Regions from separate parts of the Mus musculus genome. Here region 1 is linked to region 2. A link is a contact called in ENCODE Hi-C or POLR2A ChIA-PET data. All regions are on one chromosome and are shown on one strand. Each heading gives the region's core, a stretch centred on a gene start or an enhancer-like site at or near the end of the contact. The rest is flanking DNA. Distances are from core to core; before and after follow the strand shown.

Region 1 (5,326 bases), core at 2,090-4,589, 35 kb before region 2:
TCTCTAGCACCCAAAAAGATTTTTTTAAATATTTATTTCTTTTTTGTGTATGAGTACACTGTTGCTGTCTTCAGACACAGCTGAAGAGAATGTTGGATTCCATTACAGATGGTTGTGAGCCACCATGTGGTTGCTGGGAATTGAACTCAGGACCTCTGGAAGAGTAGTCAGTGCTCTTAACCACTGAGCCATCTCTTTAGCCCTAAGAATACTTTTTAAGTGGCTGGAGAGACAGTTCAACAGTTAAGAACTCTTGCTGCTCCTGCAGAAGTATTTGACTCTCAGAGTCCACACAGTGTCTCCCAGGTGTCCCTAAGTCCTGTTCCAGCAGATCTGATGCCTTATTCGGACTTCCCTAGACGCCAAGCATGCACACAGTGCACAAACATACATTCAGGCAACACACTCATACATATAAAATGAAATAAATCTAAAAAAATGAAAAAGAAAAGGCTTGGTACAATGACCTGCACCTGTAGTCGCAGCTACTCAGGAGGCAGAGCCAAGAGAATTCAAGAGCGCAGGAATTCAAGGTCAGCCTGGGCAGCAGAGCAACACTACATCCCAGAAAAGGTGAGGGAGGGCGAGGGAGGGAGAACTTAACATAGACGCTAATGAACAATCTACAAAGTAAAAACAAAACAAAACAAAAAACAAACAAAAACCCAACTATGTACAAAGTTTCAAATACAAAACCAGATAGTAGAGCAGGAAATAGGATACAGTTGCCATCCCAGAGCTTGGGAGGTAAAGGTAGGGGGAATTCAAGGTCATCTTCTGCTTAGGCTTCTAGAGCTCCTGCCTTAAATACACAGGGGTGGGGAGATGGCTCAGTGGATAATGGTGGCGGGTTGCTACCAAGCCTCACAGCCAGAGTTCAAGCCCCTGACTAGCATGGCTGGTGAGCCTCCTCTACCCAAATAAAATGTACATAAATAACTAACTATAAAGCAAAAGAGAAATAAGTTTTAAAAATTAAGTAGGCAGTATTTGTGTAAGGTCCAAAGGTCCTGACAGCAGTGAATTTCCTGAATAAATAAATCTGGAATAATGTGACATTAAGTAATGCCAAGTACACTGCTTTGAAAAAGAGATATTACATAACATGCTTTAGAAATATTTTAAGTAAAAAGTTAAAAAAAAAAAACACCTCTTTTGTGTCCTAAAATTATTTATTCCCAAAGGGATCACATGTAGTTTCTGGTTTGAAAAAACTAGCTTCAGATCTAGTGCAGAGACCAGCCTGGGGGAGGGGGAGGGGCAGGCCAGCAGTTATGTGCTAATGCACTAGTCTAGGAAAAGCCAGAGATTGCCTGGACCAAGTGCGGCAGAGTAAAAATGTAAAGAGGTGGGCAAAGTAAGGAGCTATTCAAGGAGGTAGAAGACAAAGGGTTTGTGTCTGAATGGATTCAGATGGAAAGACCAAGAAAACAATCAAGGTGCCTTCTGTGTATCTGGCTTAGGCAACTGGGTGTGGTGCTTTTATTAAAATAGATTAGGAATGGCCAGGAAGGGAGGTAATCGAAGCTGTGGGCATACTGAGTTTGAGTACTTATAAACATGAAAAAAATTCCAGACAGTTTTATATAAATGTCTGTAGCCAAGAGACATCTGAGGTGTGCACAGAGATTTGGGGTCATTCTATCATTTAGTTGGGAAGTAAACCAGAAAACCAATGTAATGTCATGCCATCTGAGTGCTACTAAGGTGTCAGATGAGATAAGAAACACTGTTGTTTGGTTAAAGGTCTCTGGTGACTGTCAGCAGTTGTTCTGGTTGTGATGAGAGGACAAGACACCACAGTGACAGATGCAACTGAGCAACCTGGACAAAAGGGTAAGCGCAGACAGACAGACAGACAGACAGACAGACAAGTGGAGGAAACTTGAGGGCAGAAGAGGCGGGAACAGAATGGAATGGGCTAGAGGAGGAGGAGAGGGAGCTGATAGACTCAGACTTCTGATCCAGAGCAGAACCCCAGGGACCTGGCTCTCAGAGGGCGACACGCTGTCAAGTGTGCCTGGGAAAAAGAACAGGCTGTTGGGTCTAAGTCTCCTCTCATGCCTCATGCGGTTCATAATCTGCTCCCACCCGAAACTTAGGGGGTTTCTTTCCAAAGCCGGAGTGGAGACAAGGTGACATTCAAAGAAGATGACTTGATTGCAAACACTGAATTACCCAGTAATAGTTGGAGAACCAGTTAACTCAGATCCTAAAATTTACAGAAATACCATTCCTCACTGAAATACCATTCCTCACTGTTACACACATGCCAAACACTTCCAGGAACACAAAGGAAGTGATATATTTACTGCAAGATGCTGTTTTACAATTTAACCATCCCACTTAAAATAATTTTATGACTCTTGCATTTCAAAAGTTAAAGTAAACCCAATAAATTACTTTTCCACTTGAAATGATACATACACTATAATCAAGATGTGATAGTCGTGCTCTCATCAAGACCATTTATTTATCTTATTTATTTATTATTTGTTTGCAAATACTGCATGTGTGTGTGTGTGTGTGTGTGTGTGTGTTTCAAGACAAGGGCTCTCTATGTAACCCTGTTTGTAGACCAGGCTGACCTCAAATTCACAGAAATCCTCCTGCCTTTGCCTCCCAGGTGCTAAGATTAAAGGCATGCACCATCACCAGCTGGTTATCATCAAGTTTTTAACGTCACCCAAACCTCTTATATGACCTCTAATATAAAGTATGATTACGTAAAACTTTTTTTTTTTTTTTAACCATGGAGAGATGGCGCCATGGTTAAGAGCACTGGCTGCTCTTCCAGAGGACCTGGATTTGATTCCCAGTTCCAGGGGATTCTGACTCCCGCCTTCTGGCCTCCACAGATACCAGGCATGCAAGTAGTGCAAAGACATTCATACAGATAGAACACCTCTACACAATAACTATTTTTAAAATGTAGCTAAATTTATGTGAACAAATGTATAAATCTTATTAGTCTCATTATGTGAATTTAGTGTTGTTTATGTTTTAGGCTGAAGTAGTAACGACTTTTAAAAACTCATTAAGACTTCTTAAATAGAGATTTCGGGGCTGAAGCGATGGCTCAATGGTCAAGAGTACTGAATGCTCTTCCAGAGGTCCTAAGGTCAACTCCCAGCAACCACATGGTGACTCATAACCATCTGTAAAGGGATATGATTTCCTTTTCTGGTGTGTCTGAAGACAGCCACAGTGTGCTCATAAAAGAAAAAAAAATTAAAAGAATAAAGAGACTTCTCTTTTTTAATGTGTATGTATGTTTCTGCCTGCATACACAAGTGCTCCATATGCATTCAGTGCCTGAGTAAGCCAGAAGAGGGCACTGGATCGCCTGGAGCTGGAGGTAGAGATGTCTGTAAACTGCCATGTGGGTGCTAAGTAGCAAACTGGCCAGACTGAGGTCTTTTGCACAATCTGCCATGCTCTTGGCCCCTTAACCATCTCTGTCCAGCCCACTGTTATTTTTCATTTCCTTGTTTAATAGTCTAAATTTAAGCAAATTGTTGTATTTGAATGTAAGCTAATATCTAAGGTATTCATTAAAGGAGGTTGTGTCAAATCTACTTAAAGCCTATTATTATTGGTAACTGAAGTTATTAAAATCAGCTTTGATATCTATATTAAAATTTAAAACCTTAAGCTTTACTGACATTACAGTTTTCCTGAGTTATCAGGCATTTACTGTGGGTCTATACACAGAGTGGTCTTGAATAGTCACCAGCAAATGCCTATAACCTACATGGGCAGAGATTGACACAGATGACATTTGATTCAAATACCAAAAAAAAGAATAGTCATATTTCCAGGAATTTAAAAACTTAAGCACTTATGACTTTTACAACAATGGAAAATTATCTTGGGCACTAAATATGGTAATCCCTACAAAAGCTTCAAGATTGGAAAAATGAGTATGTCAATACATTAGACCAAAAAGAGTAGATCTTATAAAAAAACTCACTAATTTTAATTTTCATTGTTACACATGAAATCTGATACACAAGGTCTACTGATAAAGTCATGATGATTTAACCTAAAACTGGTTAATTTCCTCTTGATAATTAACCTTTTAACATCTTACCCTTAGAAAACTCCCCTACATTTATCCAATATAAACCTAAGTCAAGAGAAATAAATAATTCCTATCATTTCTATTCATCTGGACTTTCCAATAAATTTCCAAGCTAAAAAAAATTAGTAATGTCTTTTCTAATATAAAACTTTCTTAACAAAGACATTTAAATAAGACCACAAAAATCATCTCTAAGCAGCTCTTTTTGGCCTAGTTATCTATGTGTTGCAATTACCAATACAGACAGGAAGTATTCCTGCCCCATCCGCAAGTCTCTTCCAAGCACAGCCTGAGACACGCTGCTTACACTCAAAGCCTGACGTGGCCTCTGAGTAGGAAATAAAATACTAAATAAAAAAGCTCCTGCCCCTGGAAAGCTGCACAATGTCCAATCTTACTGCTCCAACTAATGCTTGAATCCCCGCAGCACGGTTAACGAACAGAGGCTACTGCTCATTCGCACTGCACAAACACCAACACTTGTATGATTCTGCAGCATATGCTTGCTAGCCTACCCTGGCTGACGATCTACAGTGTTGTTTAATGGTTTACAGAATGTTCCAAAGGATCTTTAGATCCTTGTAGAGCAGCATCCCATCCTCATAAGCAGCCCAGCATCCCTTCATCTGAGGGAGAACTATGCTCTGTACTGTAATACAGCAGTTAGCCTCACTGGTGTGGGGAAGGCCCATAATGACTAAGCCAGGTAGGCCCTGGCTCCTCAGATCAGCCAGTGCACATCACACTCCGGTTTCTCCTCTTGCTATGTGTGCTTTGAAGCAGCTCTCGATTGATCAGCATGTTAAATTGTTTTAAGAATTATTCTTCAAGATGAGTTAGAATGATTCAGCAACTAAATCTCAAATCCAAGAGCAGGAAATGCAGCTGATCCTTCCCCTGAAACAAACACGATCTCACTAAAGGAAGCCCACTAAGGTGGCCAGAGAACTACTTTACAACAAGCCTGTGGCAATTGACCAAACAGTGGGAAAATGAGCAGCTGAGAAATAATGTAGAATAAACTGCATAAAGCATGCCTACAGTTTGTGATTTTTGCTATTTTTCTGTCAGGAATAAAGCAACCGTACCCACTAAATTTTAGCAAGTTCATAAGAGACACACTGTAAGGAGACATTATTTTTCTAAGTGTCCTTATCTTTGAATTTTTCTTTGCTGTTATTCCTGCAAATTTTAGCCTCTGCTCTGTGCATTTTTCCTAGCATTTCTCACTAGCCACTTGGA
Region 2 (5,131 bases), core at 119-2,618:
ACACACATTCGAACACGCACACACACACACACACACCCCTCACCCATTCACATGTCATTTTCCTTAAAGTGCTTCTTAGTAAAGAAATCAATTCTAAGTAACAAAAAGCTGCCATTCCACAACTGCAGCCTCCGGACTGGCAGCGTCCGGGGCACAAGGCTAAGAAGAAGAGTTGGCTCCACTTACCTTCATCTTGACTGGTGACCTGTGGGGTTCCAGCTTCCTCGAGTTCTCTTCCCGGGCGCTAGAGCCAAAGCAGGGAAAAGAGAGGCAGAGGATCAGTCCAAGGCGGGGTGAGACCCGGAAAGAAAGTAAACAAATGCAGGCGGGGAGGGGCCGAGCTCCGCGGCCCCCGGGACAGACCCCCGTCGGGCAGCCAAAGCCTGGCGGGCAGTGAGCCCCACGCGCGCCAAAGGGCAGCGCGTCCCGCCCCTGCCCGGCCGGCCGGCCCACCGCGCCCCCGCCTCGTCGGCCACTCGCAGCCCCCTGCGCCCCGGCCTCCCGGGTCCGCGCCCCGCCGGGCCCCGACTCTAGCGCGCGCCCCGCCTCCGCCGCTCGGCCCCCTTGGCCCGCCCCGGCCCGGCCCGCGGCGGCGGCAACGGAGTGTCACGGCGCCATTGCTCTCCTGCCTCCGCTCTGCACCATGTCAGGAAGGAGAAGCGCTCCTTCACCCGGGGGGCAGGGGCGGCGGCCTGCGGCGGCGGCCGGCGCGGGGGGACCCGGCGGGGGAGGCGCGGGGCGGGGAGGCGGCAGGACAGGGTGTGGGAGGGGAGCGAGCCGCACCGCCGCAGCGGCCGTCTCCTCCCGCGCCCGCCTCAACTTTTTGTACAGCCCGGAGAGGCGCGGGCACCCCGATCTCCGCGGTCCAGCAGCGGGTCCTCGCCAAAGAAGCACAGCAGAGTTGGGGGCCGGTTCTCCCGGCAGCCCGCTCCTCCAAAGCAAACTTAGCGGCGCGGCCAGCCCCACAGCCATTTTCCCGGGGAGGCGGCGGAGGCGGTCGTGCCCGCAGTTGCCGCCGCGACTCCAGGACCCGATCGCTGCCCGGCGCCCCGGGCACAGCCCGCCCTGCATCCCCCTCTCAGCCTGCGGAGCTCCCAACTGCACCGGGACCCCATCGCGGCAGCAGCTGCTCCCGCCGCTTTGCCCATTCAGCGGCCCCCGCTGACTACCTACCTACTGCGGGTGCAGAGCGCTGTCAGCTCTCCAGTCTGCCGCCCCACTGATCGCCGTGGGTCCCCGTCCGGGCAGCACCGCTCCCGGCCGCAGCGGCAGTTCCTGCGCCGGGTTCCCCCACTCGCCCCGATTTACTGCCACAATCCACCAAATAACAAGCTGTTGAGCAGACTCGCTTCTACACGAACTCCTATTGGCTGCTCATGACGCCGAATAGCTTCGGATTGGAGCTCGCTGTCTGCCTTTCTCATTGGATGTAGCTGGGAAACTTCCATGATTGGTGCGGAAAACAGCAGGTAGGATAGCTTCCACTTCTGATTGGCTGTATCCGAACACGCACGTTATTGGAGGATAGAGGATTGAGTAAGAGAGCCCAAAAATTTGATTGGAGGAGCCGACTCCGGATGTGCTTGACTGAACACTGATTGGAGAACAAGGGGTCAGGAAGAGCAGTTCCGCACGAGGATTGGGCGGTGGCGTGTCCCATGGAAACGGAATCCAGAACTGCAGCCAGGGTTTTTCACGGGGGCGGAGCCGGCTCTTCCCCAGGCGCCTGCGCCTAACCGGTTCCCCGGCGCCATTTTGTCCCGGCAGCAGCAGCCCGCAGCTCTATCCCATTTTCTGTGTCTGGAGGGAAGGACGCGGACTCTCTCGGGTAGGTTTATTTCAGTGTGGCACCGGCTTACCCTTCCCTCCAGGACAACGCCTAGCGAAGGGTGGAGGAGTCACGGAGTCGTCCGAGAGGTCTGTCGGAGGCTCCCGGTGTCGGGTGGCCTCGGGGGTGGCGCAGCGCTGGGAGCACCGGAAGCGAGGGCGGCCATGGGAGCCGCTGTCCGCCGGCGGCGGAGCGTGGCTGGGGGGGCGTGGAGGAAGGGGGCGAGGTCGGGGGCGCACGTGTAGGTGAGTAAGCGGCCCTTTGCGCCCCTTCACTCGGGATGGCGGGATTTTACTGACACCCCCCCCCCTTCCTCCCGGCATAGCTCTGTCTCCCTTTGACATTGCATTTCGGAAGCTGGGTTGCGGTCTGCAGACACCAGGGGCCCAAGGTGGCAGCCACCTTGGTAAAAGACGGAGGAGGTGTGGTTTCTAGAAACGTCTTGCGTGGGGAAGAAGAGTTATTTCCTCCAACTGTGAAGCTTGGAGGAAACGTGGAAGCCCCGGCTTTCGGAATGCTGAGGAATGTGCCTGCCAGGACAGACGCTGCTGCCACTATGACCTTAGACAAGCGACTCTTGTCACTGCATGAGGCGAATACTATACTATTTTTTCGAAGAAAGTATTAATGCTTCAGGAAGGAACGACAGTTTCTTAGATGAAAGGGTTTTCTGGACCAGATAGACATGGATTCTGTCGTCAGCACATTGTCTTGTTAAATGACACAAAACTTAACAATTGGGCAACAGCTTATGCCCTAAATTAAAATGTGAAATGTTAACCCCAGTAAATTGCACAGTTGAGTACGTCTGAACTAACGCCATATCAACTAGTTAATATTTGTTGTTTTTGTTTTTTCAAAATTTGTTAAGATTGTGAAGTGTATTTTGGTAGTTTTACTAAGTCATGTCTATCTTTTTAAAATCTGCTTAGTTTTGGTGATGCACAAAACTAGAAAATGGTTGAGTAAACAGTTGAGGATTTTTGTTTGTTTTTCTAGAGTTGTGCTGAAGACAACAGACACCTCCATGACAACCCAAAGTATCACAGAGGTGAGTCCTGTGTCTTTTGAAATCTTGTGACTTGGGACAGGTGTGTGCTGAGATTTTCTGTAGACTAGAGCCAAATACTAGGCTACGTGACTGGTTGTTGAAGATGTTTTGTTAGTTCAAGCTTTCAAATGAGTCGGTTTAATTAGCTTCCTGATGTTATACCCTAGAGAAAGCCACAGATAAAAAGCATCCCTAATATTCAAGCTCACCCATTCTGGGCTCCTCCTTTCTGGACTCTGGTTTTTGGAGACAGGATTTTGGTAGTCCAAGCTCATGACCTTGAACTGCCGTCCCTGCTTCAGCTCCACAGCACACCATGCCCACCCAGCTTTGATTCTTAGACTTTTTAACACTCAGTGTCTTAAGTCAGAATCTTAACATTTTCTTGATTTTGTTCACCACTCTGATTTAAAAGTCTCTTGAGAAAGGTCTGATTAGTGAGTATTTAGGCAGGAAGAATTTTGGCTTTCTGTTGTAGTTTTATTTTTTAAGAAAATTAGCCAGGCAGTAGTGGCGCACACCTTTAATTCTAGCACTTGGGAAGCAAAGGCAGGTAAATTTTTGAGTTTGAGGCCAGCCTGATCTATAGAGTGAGTTCCAGAACAGCCAGGGCTACACAGAGAAACCCTATCTGGAAAAAAACAAAAACCAAAAAAAAAAAAAAAAGAAAGAAAGAAAGAAAAAAGAAAATTATATGTATACTGCTGATTCTCCCTGGTGGTAATCGCCCACATATCATTCCACTATCAAGTTTTATATATATGCCAGTGTGCATTTGAAAAGTAATGAAAAATAAAAATCTCTTACAGTCTCTCCACCAAAATAGATAATAAAGTTTATTCTGTGTTCATGGGATTGAGACTGTGTTTTTAAGTGACTTTTCTTCTAAAGATACAGATGTGAGAAAAAATGCAGATGTGAGAAAAAATGCAGATGTGTTCATTTTGTTACCTTTTTTTTTTTTCCTGAGAAAAACATTAGGGCCCTCAGAAGTAGTTTCTAAAGCACATTCCATGGCTATCTGGGATAGATGAATCATGATTTAAGCTTTGGTTTGCTGCAAATGAATGCAGACCCTTGGGCAGCATGACAGGCAGGTGACCTCCAGTGAACTACTACTCTTAGCCCCATCCATCTTAATTCTAGAGAGCTTTCCTATTTGTTTTTCTGTGATTTTACAAAATGCTATGCCTAAAAACTAACATCCGTGGCTAACATTTTGAGGCTTCTTGGTTTTATTTGACATCCCTGGCTCTTGTTTGGAATAGATTTTCAGAAGAGAGAATGAAAAAGCCTTCTGCAGTTGTGTGTGCCGTGTGTATGTATTTGTTCTTGTGTATGTATGTGTACAGATGGAGTTGCTTCTTCCTCCTCCTGTTCCCTAGGCTGGCCCAGAACTCAAGGCGCTAAGTCTCCTACCTCGGCTTCCCATCTAGTGAGGCCTGCAGGTCTTAGCCCTTCTGCACATGGCAGAACTGTCAAATCTTCAAGCTATACATATTGGAAACTTAGTAGTTTCTCAAAAGATTTTATTTTGTATTTTGGCAGTTGAGGCATTACTACATTGCAACATTTTGCTACACAGAAAGTGACATTTCAGGTTACTAAAAACAAGTCCTTGGAGTCTTCTTTAAAGCCTCCCATGAGTAGATCCCAGCAGGACTTTGCTAGCCTTATAGGACAATTTACATAAAATTGTCACCCTACTGCTTTGATAATCATTTGGCTCTTCTCTAGTTTGAGACTGTTTGCAAAAGGCAAACTATTTTGAATCACTCTTAATCATTTTGTACTTTGTATGTGTATAAACATGAATTATATGTGTATTTGTATATAAAGTAAATGAAATAATAAGATAATGTACTACATCTAACAGCAATTCTTTTCTGAAAATGTTTAAACATCTTATCTTGGTCTTCCAATTTTTAATATTACAATTTATCTGATTTTTAATTGTTAATAGTATATAGATTTTAGGCTAAGGATATGGCTTAGTGGGTATAAGTCTTGCTGACCCATAATGAGGCCCTTAGTTCGACTCCCCACTATGCATATACAAAGCTGGATGCAAGGCATGCCTGTACCTCCATTCCTTGGTGAGCAGAGGCAGAAGGCTCCCTTGGACCTCATTGGCCACCCGGTGTGACCTGTCAATGAGCTTAATAGTATTAGGGAAACATGTTCTAAAAAAGAATGGCAAGTGATACAGGAAGACACATGACATCATCCGTCTCTGGGCTTCAGTGCCCTGT

Evidence for each region. A loop is a pair of places that touch in the nucleus more often than their neighbours do. ChIA-PET counts read pairs that join two places held with the same protein, here RNA polymerase II (POLR2A).
Region 1: a loop to region 2 is called in a map of gastrocnemius, with 1.9 times the contacts of the local background. The contact joins the enhancer-like site here to the promoter of Arid4a in region 2. A Hi-C loop is called at or near these places in 8 of 37 maps with a recorded cell type or tissue (gastrocnemius, heart and left cerebral cortex). POLR2A ChIA-PET finds 5 or more read pairs at or near these places in 4 of 5 experiments (Patski and embryonic stem cell).

Annotation. Positions count from the first base shown.
Region 1 is chr12:71,049,199-71,054,524 of GRCm38, reverse strand. The region is part of intron 11 of Arid4a (AT rich interactive domain 4A (RBP1-like)); the gene reads right to left. Among named protein-coding and RNA genes, the nearest start is that of Arid4a, 36 kb to the right of the region's middle. Within about 2 kb of position 3,339, at least 1 of the 3 ENCODE cell types and tissues checked has a DNase peak (open chromatin) inside an H3K27ac peak, as active enhancers do; it is gastrocnemius, where a contact is called at or near this core.
Region 2 is chr12:71,012,204-71,017,334 of GRCm38, reverse strand. It overlaps Arid4a (AT rich interactive domain 4A (RBP1-like)), which reads right to left and starts at 1,368. Exons shown (of 24, transcript NM_001081195.1): 1 at 1,174-1,368; 2 at 187-244. The coding sequence starts at 192. It overlaps 3110056K07Rik (RIKEN cDNA 3110056K07 gene), which reads left to right and starts at 1,512. Exons shown (of 4, transcript NR_045055.1): 1 at 1,512-1,828; 2 at 2,828-2,879.